2 separate regions of the Mus musculus genome follow, and region 1 is linked to region 2. The links are chromatin loops, found by intact Hi-C in ENCODE. Cell type or tissue: left cerebral cortex. All regions are shown on one strand. Region 1 overlaps Efcab6 (EF-hand calcium binding domain 6). Region 2 overlaps Efcab6 (EF-hand calcium binding domain 6).

Region 1 (8,000 bases), 65 kb after region 2:
CTGAGGTGTGCTTTATTACTTCAGTACAGAGCCATTCCATTCAGGAAACACTTAGCTGAAGGCAAGGGGGCGGGGGACAGGCAAACAAACAAAAGCACCATCCCAGGAAAAGCAATTCCTCCGGATGCAGCTGAGAGCCTGGCAAGGAATCACCCTTTCTCCCAGGGGAGGATGGCTGGATGACCTGTGTGACCTCTTGCAACTCTCCTTCCTACCAAAGGCAGGCTGGCATGACTCCGTTACTACACAGATGGTCCAAAGGGCTGACCGGAATGGTTCTGAAAACAGGCCCTATTTGATATTCAACCTAAGCATGCATGATGTAAACATATTCCAAACAGGTATGCGCTCAGCACAAGCCACAGGCAGGCCACAGCGGCGGTCTAGAGAGGGAGAGAAATGAACGCCTCTCACCTTCCTGCGTCTTCCCATCTAAGTCAGGCGGTAGACGCACATTGACAGGAGGTCATAAAACAGTAACAGGGCTGGGAAGGTGGCACAGTTGGAGAAGTGATTACTCCACTAAGCATGGGGACCTAAGTTCAAGCCCCAGAACCTGTGTAAATAAGATGATCATTTAGCCACCCCAATGCAGGGAAGGCTGAGACAAGGAGGCTGTCTGGAGCCCTCTGGTCAGCCAGTCTAGGAGACTTGGCAGGCTCAGTAAGGATTCTACCTTAAAAAATAAGGAGGGAAGAAAATGTCTTTGCCTGCTATACACATGTTCATACATATGGACTCATCCATAAACATATATACATACAGGTTTAGGAACAAGGGGCCCCTCCGCCTCTAACAAGAGCAGTGTAGAATACAGGGACAAGGTGTTGCATGGAGACTGAGTTGATCAAATAGAAGACAGTGGAACAGAGAGCCTGGAAGCAGGTGGGGCACGGGCAGCGGGTGCAGCTGAATAGAGAAGCGACCCTTTAACATTCTATCACACAAGAGGGCAATTTCCTTTGGCACTGAGGACATTTCAAAGCCGCTAATAGAGAGGATGCCGATGCCGAGTGTTCCAGACACCAGGAGATGCGGAGTGTTTGAAGGGATGAGTAAGCTCTGTTCCTTACAGGCAGAATCCATGTATCCGGACGGTGTGTGGAGGCTTGAGGACACAGCGCAGTGGTACACCACTTGCTTAATATATAGATGGCTTGGATTCTATCCCCAGCACGACCAAAAGTAAAAAGGGCAAACAATATTCTCTAAACATATACAAACTACTATATCTATTAAGAATAAAAATACACATCATAGAAGCCAGAGCAATGGCTCAGCGATTAAGAACACTTTCTGCTCTTCCACAGGACCTAGATTCGGTTCCCGGCACCCACATGGTGGCTCACACCCATTTGTAGCTACAGTTTCAGGGCATCCATCACCCTCTTCTGGCCTCTATGGACACTGCACATACATGATGCACATACATACAAGCAGGCAAAATGTTCAAACACAAAAATTTTCAAAAACCAAATACAGATAGGTAGACAGCTAGATATTATACATTCTTATGTATATATTAAAGAAACAGAATATAGTGTTAGAGAGAATGCACAACTGGTAAAGTACTCCCTTGCAAACAAGGGACCAGAGTTTAATCCTTAAAACCCATGTAAAAAAAAAGTCAGGCACAGGCTGGAGAGATGGCTCAGAGGTTAAGATCACTGGCTGCTCTTCCAGAGGTCCCAAGTTCAATTCCCAGCATCCACACAGAGCTGACAGCTATTTGTGACTCCAGTCCCCAGAGATCCAATGCCTTCTTGAGACCTCTGCAGGCACAAAGGACATGTGTGGTGCACAGATATACAGGCAAATACCATAGAGATGAAATAAATAAAACAAACCAACGAAAGCCAAATGTGTGTATCAACCCAGCACTGAGAGGTGCAGACAGTGTTCCTGACCCATCATGTCAGCCTTCCATGCCTTCTCTTGGAAACACACTCTCGGGTGACCCCAAGCTGGGCTGAACATACTTGCCCACTGCTTTTAAAAAATATCCTCAGAAAGGAAGGATAAACATAGGCCATGGTGCTTTCTCAATGTTCACACACACACACACACACACACACACACACACACACACACGAGTCAAGCCAATACAAAAACCTAGCAAAGCTTCTGCCAGCTTCAAACGCAATGCCAGATGCCTACATCTCTGGCTGCTGAGTGTCTAATTATCAACTTTGCACCATTACCTGTGTTTTTCAAAAAATTAAACACTAGAGAAAAAAAAAGGCCAAATTTACTGGGGCCCTAAGGCTGAGACCCAAACTCGCCTATACTTAATTCCCAGCCGGTTACACACTTGCACCAGTGTGTACTTGTGTGTGTTTCATGGGAAGGCCAGGCTGTCTCCATCTTAAACTTCGGTGTGGGGCTGCAGCAAGCCCCAGTTCACAGTTCTCAACATAGGAATTAGAAGGATGTGAGCTGATCTGCAAGCAGCTTCTAAATGATAGGTTGTCTTAAAAAAATAAAATAAAATAAAACAATTTAGCCAGCCATCTGAATTGAATTTAGCAGAAACAACAGTGCTTATAAACCGGACTGGCCTCCATGATGGCAGCCTCCTGTCTGAATCCCAGCCTCCTTCATTGGAGTCTCTCATGTCCCTGCATAGCCCCCCTCCTTCATCCTGAAGCCCAGCCTGAGAAATGCTGTTGGGGTTTCAAGTCTCCCCCACCTCCTCACAGCACAAGACAAACCCCATCAACCCAACATTCAGACAAGCACAGCTCCTAAAGATAATGTGTGTTAATGACCTGGAAATGGTGACTATAGGAATATATAGTAACATAATGCACTTAGAACAATGTAAAGAGGAGGGCCCAGTTGAGCACGTAGTCCAAACGCCCTGATATAAATACCTGCTTCCTCATGGACGGCACGGAAAAGAGGCAACAAAAATAGCTATGCTGGGAAGGTGGAGCCTGGGTCCTTCTGTTTCTGATGCTCTCTTAGAAGTGGGTCACACGCACTGGCTCCTGCCCACCCTGTGCCTCCCACCACCAGCTGCACCTTCCACTCCTAGCAGAAGCTTCCCTGCCATTCAACGTCCCTTGGACACCAGGACCGACTCTGCACTGCACCCACCGTGATTTGAAACTCTACTTTTATGTGGGAAATTGTAAGTTAGACTAACAAGCTTCACAAAACCAAGCTGCTTCTCTCTTTCACCCCACATACGCCACACAGGCACTCAACACACACACATGCACCACACATCATATAGACATGTACCACACATCATATAGACACACACCACACACCACATACACCACACATCATATAGACACACACCACATACACCACACAGGCACTCAACACACACACATGCACCACATATCATATAGACATGCACCACACATCATATAGACACACACCACATACACCACACAGGCACTCGCCATACACACACACACACACAAACCCCACATACAACACACACATTCACACTCACCACACACACATACACACACCACACACATACATACACACACCACACACACACATATACACATACACACACACAAACCCCACCTACAATATATACATTCACACTTACTATACACATACACACCCCACATATACCATACACACATTCACCGCACACACACACACAAACACATGCCACAACCTCACCATACAGGCACTCCTCACACATACCACATACTACAGTACACATATACTACACACACCATACACTCTCACCACACACATGACACACAAAAAACATAGTAATCATACATACTTACTACACATACTTACCATACAGTCACCACACACACTTACCACATGCTCAGCATACACACTCCTGACGCGCATCACATACACTTGAAGCACATGTACACACCACATGCTACACCCACCCCTCACACCATAACACATACTTCTACTATATACATACCACGCAGGTACATACACACTACAGACATCTGCTCAACTCCCTAAAACATACACACCACACGCATATAAGACCCACACACTCACATTCCTTCCTTCCATGCCTAAAGATCACCCCCCTCCCATTTCCACACCATCCATGACTCCTCACTCCTCCGCGCTACTGGGAAATAGGAAGCATTAGTAAAGTTCCCACAGGACCACAAGTCTCATGAATTTCCATGTGTCTTTCCCCAGGAGACCATGACTATACACCTAGCACATCGGTCCTCCAAAGAGTGGTAAATGAGGCAGGCGTGGCGGCACACACCTTTAATCTCAGGACATCGGAGCATCTCTGTGTGTCTCAGGCTGTCTGTGTTCTGCTTTCTCTGTCATGGACATAATGATCTACCCGGTGGATTTCTCAGCGCCCACCCCCACCACGCTGACAGACACAGACAAAGGAAAGAGGCAGGACCACGGTCGGCTGCTGCAGAGCTGTCCTGTTCTCAGCACTTCAGAAGCCTAAGAACTGGAGACAACTCTCTCCCTGTCCAACCAGCAGACACAGTGTGTTTGGCATATACTATTTATAGTCCAGGCATGTCCCCAAGTCCTCAGATGTAGCAGGCAAAGTTTCCAGGGTTTCTCTGCTTCAGGCAGAGCAACCAAAAATTTGCTGCTGCTGCCACCTACAGGAAGAGGGAAGTGCTGCAGGAATCCTGAGCGGTCCAACTGTTTGCATAGTGCGCTCGAAAGTCACTGTGAGTAACAAATAGTGGCTGCCCCGTTGATAATCAGCTTCAGGCCACTACATGTCAGAATGCACCAGCCTGGGCACTCCTGTTACATGCCAGATGAGCGGCTGACACACACTAGTGGGGGTTGGCAGCAAAAGCCTCCCCAGCTTCGCAGGCACCCTCCCAGCAGGTCTTGCAGCAGGCAGCATGGAGCTGGGCATGGCAGCGACTCACCTTGCTCTTGTGCTACCCGACTTGGTGCTGTTGGCTTTAGCAAAGTTTAGCCTGGTGCCGTTGCGCTTCATTTCCTTCTAGATCAAATACTTGCAAATTTGTGAATTCTGAGAAAGAAGAGTTAGCACCCAGTTAGCACCCGAGAGCTCAACAGTTTCCTTGGTTCTCTGAGCCATACGTGAAGCTAGTCTGTGAGCACTGTAGGCACATTCTCCTCCTCCCAGGTTCCCGCCCAACACACACACACACACACACGTGCACACACATACACATATACATGCACGCGCACATGCACACATCCATACACACACAACTTGCACACACACACACTTCCATACAACAGCCAGAACAATAACTTGAAAGCCCTGTGGTGTCCTGTTTCTTCCTATCATTGTCACTGTCCTTCAGGCCCTGGGCTTTGATACCCACAAAGACAATGCATCAACCTGTGTCTTCCAGCAGCTGCCTCCCACTCCTGCTCCCACACCTCCACCACGCTGGCCTCAGGTGGTCCCTGAGACATACGAGGTCTCTTCCACGCAGACACCTTTGTCCTCACATGGGATCGCCTCTGCCTTACCCACCCACACTTCTCCCTCTCTGCCTCCTGAACTCTCCTCGTCCTGGAGATCACTGGTTCTCGAGCCTCAATGTCCCTCAGAGTCACCTGGAATCTTTCTTAGAAACAGGTTCTAGATTCTGGAATCTAGGTCTCAGTTCTAGATTCCGATCGCCATGAAGAGTGGGCGGGAACTCAGAATGCATGACTGTCCAAGTTCCTGAGGGCTGGCTGCCGCTGCCTCCACAGGCCCCAGGCATCACTCTGGAAACTGCCGCCCTGGATCTCAAAACTAATGTCACTTTCCTGAGAAGCCCTTGTGGAAACCTCTGCGCAGACCAGCCTCCCTTACGCCGTGACAGGGACCTCGGCCATCCTTCACCCACTTTGTGATGATGTGTCTATTGGTGTGAGACTTTGAAAACTGAAACCATGGAGCTGGAGAGATGGCTCGGTGACTAAGAGCACTTCCTGCTCCTACAGAGGACTTGAGTTCTATGCCCAGAGCCTACACTAAAAAATAAAATAAAATAAAATCCGAAATGGAGGTACACACAAAATCCCGGTGCTGGGGAGATATGAGGCAGGAGAGTACCGGGGGCATTCCTATGAAATTGATTTGTAAAAGGCAGAAGACAGCATCCTAAGGATGACACAGAAGATTGACCTCCTGCTTCCACACTCACATGCATCTCACACAAAAATAAGACAAAAAAATACAAAATTATATTATTCCATTCTTAAAAAGTAGATTGCCAGCAGAGGAATGGGTGGTGGACACTAATCATCCTACCAGAGGGAGGATTATGGCCAGTCTGGACGACACAGAAGACCCTCACCCCGCCCCCCATTCACACACACCTCAAATTACTACAGCCTATTAATGTTCTAACAAATGCTGCCAAATTATACTGTTAAGCTTCAATAAAAACTGTCCTGAGATATGGGAGGCATGGGGGCTCTTAGCTCACAGATAAGCACTAGTAGACTCATGAGTGCTGAGCACACACAGTTGTCTCTTCAAGGGGAGAGATGTATAACCTGTTTTCTGTCCAAAAGACTGGGAGCGAATATGGTTAATGACCTGGTGACCTTCATACTTCCTTAGGAGTCAAGACCTCTCCAGACCCTTCTCACGAGCTTGTTTTTTCTCAGTCAATCTATAAAACCTAGCTTTATGGAAGATGTGAGGTATATTTTACAAAGTTCCAATACAGTCAAGCCTTTGGCTTCATTAAGCCTCCACGTACTGCAGTTCCCACGGAGGCCTGTTGGAGGTGCTAGACCCCATGGAATTGAAGTTGAGGACCGTTGTAAGCCATGGACCATGTAGATGGTTGAGGGGTTGTTATCACTAGAAAAAAATTCACCAAATTGTGCTGTACTTAAATTCGCCAAAAAGAAACAACTCAGGGTCAGACTCTTGATGTTTAGGTTAAACCAGCACCTGCTACTGAGTTGTGTTGAACAGAACTTCTGGGCTTCTTGCTTCTTGTAAACCATCACTCTGTGGACCGAGGTCACCTCAGAGACCCCCACAACGGGCGAAAAAGAAAGACACTCCTGAATCCAAATAAAATTTTAAACTCTCCGTTCAGTTAATTTGACATGATATTCACGCGTGTGTCCCAGTTTTGAAGACTGAACTATGGTTATTCTGCGAACGGTATCACGGGGCTTCGGGGAAGGGAAAGCTGGAAGTACCCACCACCTCTTTATATCAGTTTTCTCAACTTTTATGCAAATATTTTTTTTAAATTAAGTATCAAAGAGTGTAGTCTCAGTTGAAGACATACACTCAAGTTTTGTTTTGTTTTTTGTTGTTGCTGTTTGGTTTTGGGTTTTTGTTTTTGTTTGTTTGTTTGTTTGTTGTTGTTGTTGTTGTTGTTGTTGTTGTTGTTTTTGAGACAGGGTTTCTCTGTATAGCCCTGGCTGTCCTGGAACTCGCTCTGTAGACCAGGCTGGACTTGAACTCAGAAATCCATCTGCTTCTGCCTCCCAAGTGCTGGAATTAAAGACGTGCACCACCACGCCCGGCTTACACTCAACTTTTAAGAGCAACTTGGGAAGGAAAAAGTCTATTTGGCTTCTAGTGTATATTATCAAGGGAAGCTATGACAGGAGCGCAAAGCAGAAACTTGGGGGCATCAACTGGATCAGAAGTCATGGAGGATTGCTGCTCACTGACTTGCTTGCTCCAGCTCAGCTACCTTTCTTGTACATTCCAGGCCCACGTGCCTAGGAATGGCACGGCCCACAGTGGATGGAGCAGCCTTCCCCCCATCAACTAGCAATCAAGAAAACGGTCACGGGCCAATCTGATGGGGACAATTCTTTAATGGAGAATTGATTAATTAAAGAATTAATTCTTTAATCTTTGTCCAGGTGTATCAAGCTGACAACCAAGAACAGCCATCACACTCCTCGTCTTCCTGGCACAGTTCATCTTTCAAGATAAAAGACACAGAGCCAGGCCTGGGGCACACACCTTTAACCTCAGCACTTGGAAGGCAGAGGCTGGCATATCTCTGTGGTTTTTAGGCCAGTTGGGTTTATAGAGCAAGTTTCAAGCAAGC
Region 2 (8,000 bases):
TACTTAAAGTATTTGTTATTTTTCTGGTTTCCAGATTGCGCAGGGAGCACCGTGGATCCCTTCCCCACTGTTCCTCTCTTCCACTCGATGAAGCTTCCTACTGTCCTAGTAGGAAAACTTATCCAGAGGGATGACGGCTGCCAGATGCTAACTCAGAAACTCCCTAAACAGCCCCTGTCTTCCTCTCAGCCCTGATCCTGTGAAAACATCCCAGAAGTTCCAGACCTGGGAGGAAGTACCTGCCAGTATCTGCCTAAGTCCTGCGAGCCTGCGAGGCTGCTGGCCAGCGTGCTGCTCAAGCAAGGCAGGGGAGCTTGGTGAAGGCTCACCCAACACTGAAGACTCCTTGCAACTGCAGTATCCCAGCAGCCAGGGTCTGCCTACAGGAGAACCCTGGCTTGGGCTAAGGACCTGGAGTCCTAGGTTCAGGAACCTGCTGTATGCATGTGGGGGACAGATGGAAGCCCATGGTAGTATGCCCTGGAGAAAACACTTTAGAGACGAATACTGGCCCTGAACAGAAAGGCAGGGTCTCAAAAGGCTTTCTGCAGGGCTGGGGGGTGGGGAGGGATAGCTCAGTCTGTACAATGTTTGATGTGCCAGTTGAAGATATGACTTTGATCCCCAGAGTCCATAACCACAGAGCTGGGAGATGGACATAGGTGAGTCCTTGGGGCTCACTGGCCAACCACTCTACCCTAAGTAATGAGCCTCACCAGCCAGCCAGTCTACCCCAATCAGTGAGCCTGAGGTCTCACTGAGAAATTCTCCTTCAGAAAACAAGGTGGTCAGTTCTCGAGGAACGGATATGACTGGCCTCTGGCTTCTACAGGCATGTGTATGCACATGCAGGCACACCCATGTCATCACACACACCCCCTCGCAGACATACAATGTCTAAAGGTTGTCATAGAAAGCGCTTAGACGCTAAGCTGTTCTTACAACACTATCCCAGGGACTCCAACTCTAGGCAGCGAGGCCTGGGGTGGGTACACAGCCTGAAGAAAGCAGCAGGCAAGTGGGACTCACAGGAGGCTAAATTTAGAAAGAAGGGGAGGCTCGGGGGGGGGGAGGGATCCCAGTGAACCTTTCCAGCATCGCAACCTGGAAAAACACCTTCCAGGCAACCCTAGCACAGGCTGGCCTTCTACAGTTTGATGGATTACAGGGCTGCTCAGAAATGACTTCACACAGATTTAATAGATTCATAGACCTGATGGTGAGGTCATCTTGGGCCTTGGGTTTTGCACAGGCTGAGAGATACCCAGCAGGTGACTGTCTAGAAGTTGTAACAGGATCCCAGGTCATCAGGACTGGGACGCTGCCCACCGAGATGAACACCTGGCACATGTAAGCATAACACAGGCGTGCTACACACATTATTACATCATGTCTTCATCCCCATGCTGTGGGGTGGGCTTCTCGGTACCTAGCCCATTTCCCACATGTGCATGCATGTATATGGGTACATTTGTGTGTGTGGGTACGTGTGTGTGTGTGTGTGTGTGTGTGTGTGTGTGTGTGTGTGTATACGCACATGCGCATGCATGCATCCATGCATGCGGATGTGTCTGTGTGTTTGTGTGCATGTGTGTATCTGCACAAGCGTGCTGGTGAATATGGTTGGGTGGGCACATGTGTATGGAGACCAGAGGACAAGCCCCTCAGCTATTGTTCCTCACGTGCTATCACCTGCTTTTGTTGTTTTGTCTTGCTGGCTGGAACTCCGCAAGGAGGCTACACTGGCTGGCAGGTGAGGCTCAGAGATCCACCTGTTTCAACCTCACAAACTTTGGGGTTACAAGCACATGCAACCACACCCCCTGTTTCTTTTTTCTTTAATGTGTTTACTGGGATCAAACTCAGGCCCTCTTGCTTGCAGGGCAGGGTCAGCACCCTGTAGTCTGAACTATTTCCCCAGTCCCCCACCCCCTCAACACCTACTTCTTTAAGAGAAAATGGAGTCCTGGTAACACCTTGATGTTCCAGGAATGGGGATCCAAGCACGGCCTTGACTTCAGAGCCTGGATATTCTTACCACACGAAGTGCCCAGTGCAGATCTTAAACAGAAGGAAGACGCTAGACCACACTACTGAAAAAGGCTGTGTGCACCTTGTTCTGAACTGCAAAGGGCAAAGTGGACACCAGGAAAGCCACAGAGTCCCAGTGTCCTCTGGGATTTCCCTCGAGGAAGGCATTAAAGCCCCAGCAGAAATCAGCCTCTGTGTGCGTCCACAGAACCAATTCTATTTCGGAACGTTGTTCAGGGCTGCAGTGACAAAGCACCATTGTTTTTGAGGCTTGAAAGGAATCTCGAATAAAAATTTGCGGAGTACTTTATTATTCAATACTTAAGAGATGGGGAAACAGACAGTAACTTTTTTATATATAGATTTACTAGGTTGGAGACTGCGGTGCCAAACACAAGGTTTATTGTCAAATAAAAGCCCGCTTTGTTTCTGACGGCCTGTTTCAGAAGAGGCCTGCCTCCGCTCTGTAATTGCACGCACAAAATTATTTAATTTGTTTTGTTTGGATCTTATTCTGGACACTTTCCCAGCCAGAAAGGATATAAAAATTAAAACATCTATTATGCCTTTTATATTCTGAGGTAAGTTATAAAGAGGAAGAAAGAAGAACCCATATTTAAGAGTGGGAAGGATCCATTTATTTGTTTTAAGTCTCTGGTTGCAAGCCCCCTTCGGAGCTACCGGCACATGCCCTCTGTGTTTGCTTGCTCTGGGCAAAATCCCTCTGCTGCCTGCAGCCCCGATCTTGTCTACAGGAAAGTTGTCAGAAGCCGCAGTGACCCCCTCCTAACAGTAACCTTTAACTCCAGAGCCTTTAACTTATCTCTCTGCCTCTGCAGAAACAGTAGAGGTTTGGAAGCAGCCTGCAGGGTCCAGGCATCCCTGAACCACTAGGACATGAGCCAAGGTCCACCAATCCCATGACACTAAGCCGCCTATCTACGTATGTGCACACATGAGTGTGTCCATAGTATGTATTAGGTTTTTCCCTATTAATTTACAAGCACAGTGAGAGGCCAACAGGAATAAGTTAAGGGGACAAGACAGCATACACTGTATGGCGGAGGGTACTCAGAACATGGACTGCTTATTTCAGGACTCTCACTGAGCAGTTTTGGACCAGTGAACTGTGGATAACTGAGACCCCAGGAAGCAGAGATAAGGCCCAGGGCGGGTGGAGGCTGTGCTCAGAGAAGAGATTGGGAAAAGGGCAGGAAGAGGGCATCCTCTCAGCTGGGCACTTCAATAAAGAAACACCACGGGGCTCTCCTCCAGCGCGTCCTACTCAAACCTCACACAGAGCAGGAGCCAAGCATCTGGCCACCCCACCCATGAGTGCTGTGCTGCAGCCAGAGTCAGGAGCAGGTGGTGGCATCTGGCAATTGTCAGGAAACAGATAAACACTTTGTGTTAGTCCCTATCCTGTCACAACCTGCTGCCCCCAGGAACAATGTCCTCTAGGGAGAAGAACGTTTGAGCCATTACGTGAAGACTCAAAGATTCCACGGCAGTAGCCCACAGATGAGTGAATTTCAACACTGGTCCCTTCTCCTCTTTGCCCCAGGCCTGGAGTCAAACTCCCAGTGAATTGGAAACACACAGGAGGGGGGCACACACAGGAGAGAATGGTGGCAGGGGACGGAGCAGCAGTAACCCACCCACGCAGATACACAAGCTGGATAGCGGTGCTCACCACTCCCTCCTCAAGGAATAAGAGGGGCTGGGGGCTTTTGAGAATTCATGGTCTCAGGAGGAACGTGGCAGTGTCCAAAATGAAGCCTAGGAGAGAGCTACCGAGGGAGGGAAAGGCCCAGCAACCTGCCACTGTCATTGGATCTTGCCACTCACTTCTCATAATCACCATCCTGCATCCGCAGGCAGAATGTCTCCAGAACGCGCCTCAGCTCCTGGGGCTGCACCAGGCCTGTGTTGTTGACATCCATGACCTGGAAGACTTTCCTGATGCTCCTCATGTTCCGGAAGATCTGCGGAAAAGAAGAGGGATTGGGAAAAGTCAAGAGGCCCGAGGCTAAAACCTCAAATGGCAACCAATGTGGAGAGGCTTTCTTTCTTTCTTTTCTTTTTTTTTTTTACTACTTCTTGTAAAATAAAATAAAATGTTTTCAAAGATTCACCACAGTACACATTGCACAATGACATCTTTGGAAGAAAAAAAAAAACAACGACGAAAGAACATTTTGCATATATTGAGAGTTTGCAAGGCAATTGTCTCAGTAAATGGTCTTAGTAAGTTTGTAAAAAAAAAAAAAAAAAAAAAAAAAAACTCTTTTTAATGTAAAGCAGTAAGTCTCATACACAATTCATTCCATTTTAAGGCTGTATGAAAAACTCTTTTCTGCTAATTGATGCTGAAAAACTAGTCCTGGCATAGCTGGACTTGTGTGATTTTTGCTTTTCATGGCCATATGCGAACTATTTTTACTGCGAGCTGGAAAATCTGACGGTCTATTTCAACCTCTCAATTTTTTAAAATTTTTTTATTTTTTTTTAAAGATACCACAGAAAAGTTTTACAACGATCTCTGAATTCTGCAATGAGTAGCCGTGTGAGATGTTTGGCAGGGTCCTTGAAAAAGATGCAAGGATGGGGAACTGGGTCTCTGTGCCAATTAGACTTCTATGGGGTCATTTGAGTGCTCAGAGCCCTGCCAGCAAGTGCTCCCATCCCACCATGCCCTGCCAGCAAGTGCTCCCGCCCCACCAAGTGCATCTTCAGATATAGTAACTGAGATCCAACAGGGCCTTACTGACTCAACAGCTCATGGCTAGACAACACGATACCATCTTTCAGCTGCAGCCTGTCTTTTCATGACCTTCCCCTGAAGGAAGGCTAGACACGCAAACACAGTTGTCACTAGAGGAGAAGAGCAACTGGGAGTAAGAGTCAGATATGGAGTGGGCAGAGGCATGGGCCTTCAAAGGAATATAAACACTTCTGGCTAGTGTGGTCTGGGAGGCTTCCTGTAGGAGGTGGCACTGAGCCAGCAGGAGTGACTGACTACAGAGGGCACTGCCAGGAAAGAGAGAGAAAGAAGAGAGAAGCCTGGTTCTAGAGGAGCTGATTCCATGGTCAGAGGAACAGATGCAGCCATGTCTAGCCTGGATTCTAAGGAACTTTAGCAAGCCTGGGAGTGGAGAGAAGCACTAGGCAGCAAGTGGGTTCCCCTTTCCTCAAGACTTTCTCCATAGGTTCCTAGGCTGGTGAAGCCTGGCCTATCCATATGACAGTCCCTCTTGCAGCCTCTCCAGGTCTCTTCAGTCTTTGGGCGCTCCTGAGTCAGGAGCTAGGTAGGGTGAGTGCTCTCCTGGAGCCACTTCCAGTCCTTGCCTCTGCCTCACCCTGGCCACTTGTCCTTCCACCCACTGCTTTACCCCTCGTGCTGTGGGTACCAGGGCCACATGAGTCCCCGTGTTTATGCCAACCACCCTTCTGACACCTGAACTCCCTTCCAGAAAACCACCGTTCTTACTCAAGCTTTGTGCTGTGCTAGTACCGACGGCCACTGACCCTGCAAAGCCAAGGTGTCTGTCCCTCTGCTTTCTAGATCACTCCCTCCAAAGCCCAAAGCCCACCAGCCTCTGTCCCTGGGTCCCCTGCTTACAGGTCGCTCTCCTCTGCGATCTCCTTACCTCTTCTTCCTCTGAGCACCCCTCAAATGTGTCATCCCCCCTTCTCCCTACACCTCCTCAACCCTGAATGAATCCTACCCATGGTCTACTCCAAAGTAAGTGTGTGTTGCAGGGGAGGGGGGGATACTTAAATGCAGGCGCTCACAAACCCAAGGATTACCAGATCCCCTAAATCTGGTACAGGCAGTTGTGAGCCGCCTAATATGGATGTTGGGAATCATCCTCCAGTCCCCTGCAAGAGTACTGCAGACTTTCATTGGCTGAGCCAGCTTTTCCGCCCCTTTCCTATGCCCCCACAGGAGGCCTGATGCACCTGGAGAGAAACGTGCTGGTGAGTGCGTCCTGTTCCCTTGACCCTGGCCCCTCATTCCACAGGACTGGGCACTGTATTCTGAGTCTTCTCTGCCATGGTAGTGTATACACACATACATGCACATGCACACATACCACACACACACACATGCACACACAACACATACACACCACACACAGATGCACACACACATACCACACATACATATCACACACACACACACACACACACACAACACATACACACCACACACAGATGCACACACACATACCACACATACATATCACACACACACACACACACACACAACACATACACACCACACACAGATGCACACACACATACCACACATACATATCACACACACACACACACACACACACACACACACTTGGGGTGGGAGAAAACATATGCATTCATGAACATACATATGCACCCATACCCACGACATTCAAATATCCATTTCACCTTTAACATTTTTGTTGACAGTGCTGGGGACAGAGCCCAGGAACTTGCATACACTAGGTGGTGTCCCCACTGAGTCACCTCCAAGCCTATTCCTATCTTTTTCCACTTCCCAGTCTTGAAGTCCTGCCCCACCTTGCCAAGCTGGCTGCTTGCTTTCTGGAGAGCACAGCTGAGTCCAGAGAACACCCAGCTGCCTGTGTGTCACCTGCCAGTGACCTCTCAGATTTCCCAGACTGGAACGGCTCTCCCTCCACCCTCCCACCTCAGGAATGGCAGATCCGCTGCCTTTTCTCTGGTCCTCACTCTAATCCAGCCCATCTGGATAGCCCCTCACACTTCCCTGATCTTCTACAAGCCTCCTCAGAAGGTCACAGGACCCTTTTTGTCCCAGCAGTCCCTCAGAACACATTAGCTACACTGCAGGAGATGCTCCCTGCTGGGCCTGGTCTAAGCGCTAAGTGGAATGTTCATGCTCGGGAAACATTTGCTGGAATAAGTGACTCGATCCTTCCTGGCTGCCTGAGGGAAAAAAGCCATATGCTAGGGAAGCCTTGTGGCCTGGCTGCACGGGTCTCCTCCACCTGACCAGAGCTCTGAGGGCTCTGTCCCAACTAAAAGATGTAGTCCTGGCATTTGCTTGGTGTTGATATGATGACAACCATCACAGGATCCCTAGCTGACAAGTGTGAAGTCACATGCTAAGGACCGTCTTCTAATAACCAGAGCACACAGGTGCCTCTGATCACATCCCAGGCTGGTACTGGAAACCAGACTAAGCCAGCACATCCCTGGGTCTAAAGATGGAACCCTAGATACCCACAGCAATTGCACCCAGGGGCCAGAGAAACTACAGTGCCCGCTCTGCCGCTAAGTCCTTGTCCACTTCTTCTGGGAACGTGGAGGAGGACAGGAGCGACACTCTGCTTTGCAGTCCCATGGCAACCCAGATGGGTCCTCTGCGTGGAGAGCCTCGAGCCGCAAACCTGGCACAGAGCTCTCGCCCACCAGAGGTACCTCTCCAAGTTCCTTATCACTTGTCAGACGCAAGTTTGGCAGCAGCCACAGAAGGGAGCTACAGATGGCGAGACTTCGCAGAGACATCAGAGCGAGGGTCCTGGTGAGGGGGACCGGTCGGTACAGGGTGGGAGAGAACAAGAAAGGAATGAGAAAGTAAGCGGCCAAGGGCCCAGCAACAATGACCAAGTCTATTCACCCTTCCCTGCTCCCACTGCCACCCCTAGCCTGCCATTGTGAGAGACTTCTCTGGTACTGGAATACTACCCTGGATAATCCCAGCCTCTCTCTCTCCTTCTTCCTCTGTCCCAGCTGTGAGCCCAGCCTTAGCCTTGCTTACAGTAGCAAGCCAGTACACACCTCTCCAGTTCTGGTGTTCTGTGCTAGCCAGGCCCCTCCCTGCCTTCACGCACGCCTCAGTCACACTGAGCCTGCTCAGAGGGGAGCCAGAGCACACCTTCAGCCTGTTTTGACCACTCCCCTTGTTTCTCTATTTACCCACTGACAGCCTGTGTCCCAGGCTT

The links. Peaks named below come from ENCODE experiments on the same cell type or tissue, not always from the same donor. Only the 100,000 strongest peaks of a DNase experiment are listed, where the experiment ranks them.
Region 1: it touches region 2 in a loop (3-fold over the local background); 2 of 42 quality-filtered maps call a loop at or near these places.

Annotation. Positions count from the first base shown.
Region 1 is chr15:84,049,578-84,057,577 of GRCm38, forward strand. Efcab6 (EF-hand calcium binding domain 6) reads right to left here. Exons shown (of 32, transcript NM_029946.4): 2 at 4,866-4,972. The coding sequence starts at 4,936. Among named protein-coding and RNA genes, the nearest start is that of Efcab6, 12 kb to the right of the region's middle. In left cerebral cortex, CTCF peaks have their summits at 4,593 (motif pointing left) and 6,679; DNase peaks (open chromatin) are centred at 2,983, 4,540 and 5,647; H3K27ac peaks cover 411 bases.
Region 2 is chr15:83,984,943-83,992,942 of GRCm38, forward strand. It overlaps Efcab6 (EF-hand calcium binding domain 6), which reads right to left. Exons shown (of 32, transcript NM_029946.4): 7 at 3,880-4,016. Among named protein-coding and RNA genes, the nearest start is that of Efcab6, 76 kb to the right of the region's middle. In left cerebral cortex, no CTCF peak of the experiment used is centred here; DNase peaks (open chromatin) are centred at 4,476, 4,887, 6,918, 7,443 and 1 more place; H3K27ac peaks cover 614 bases.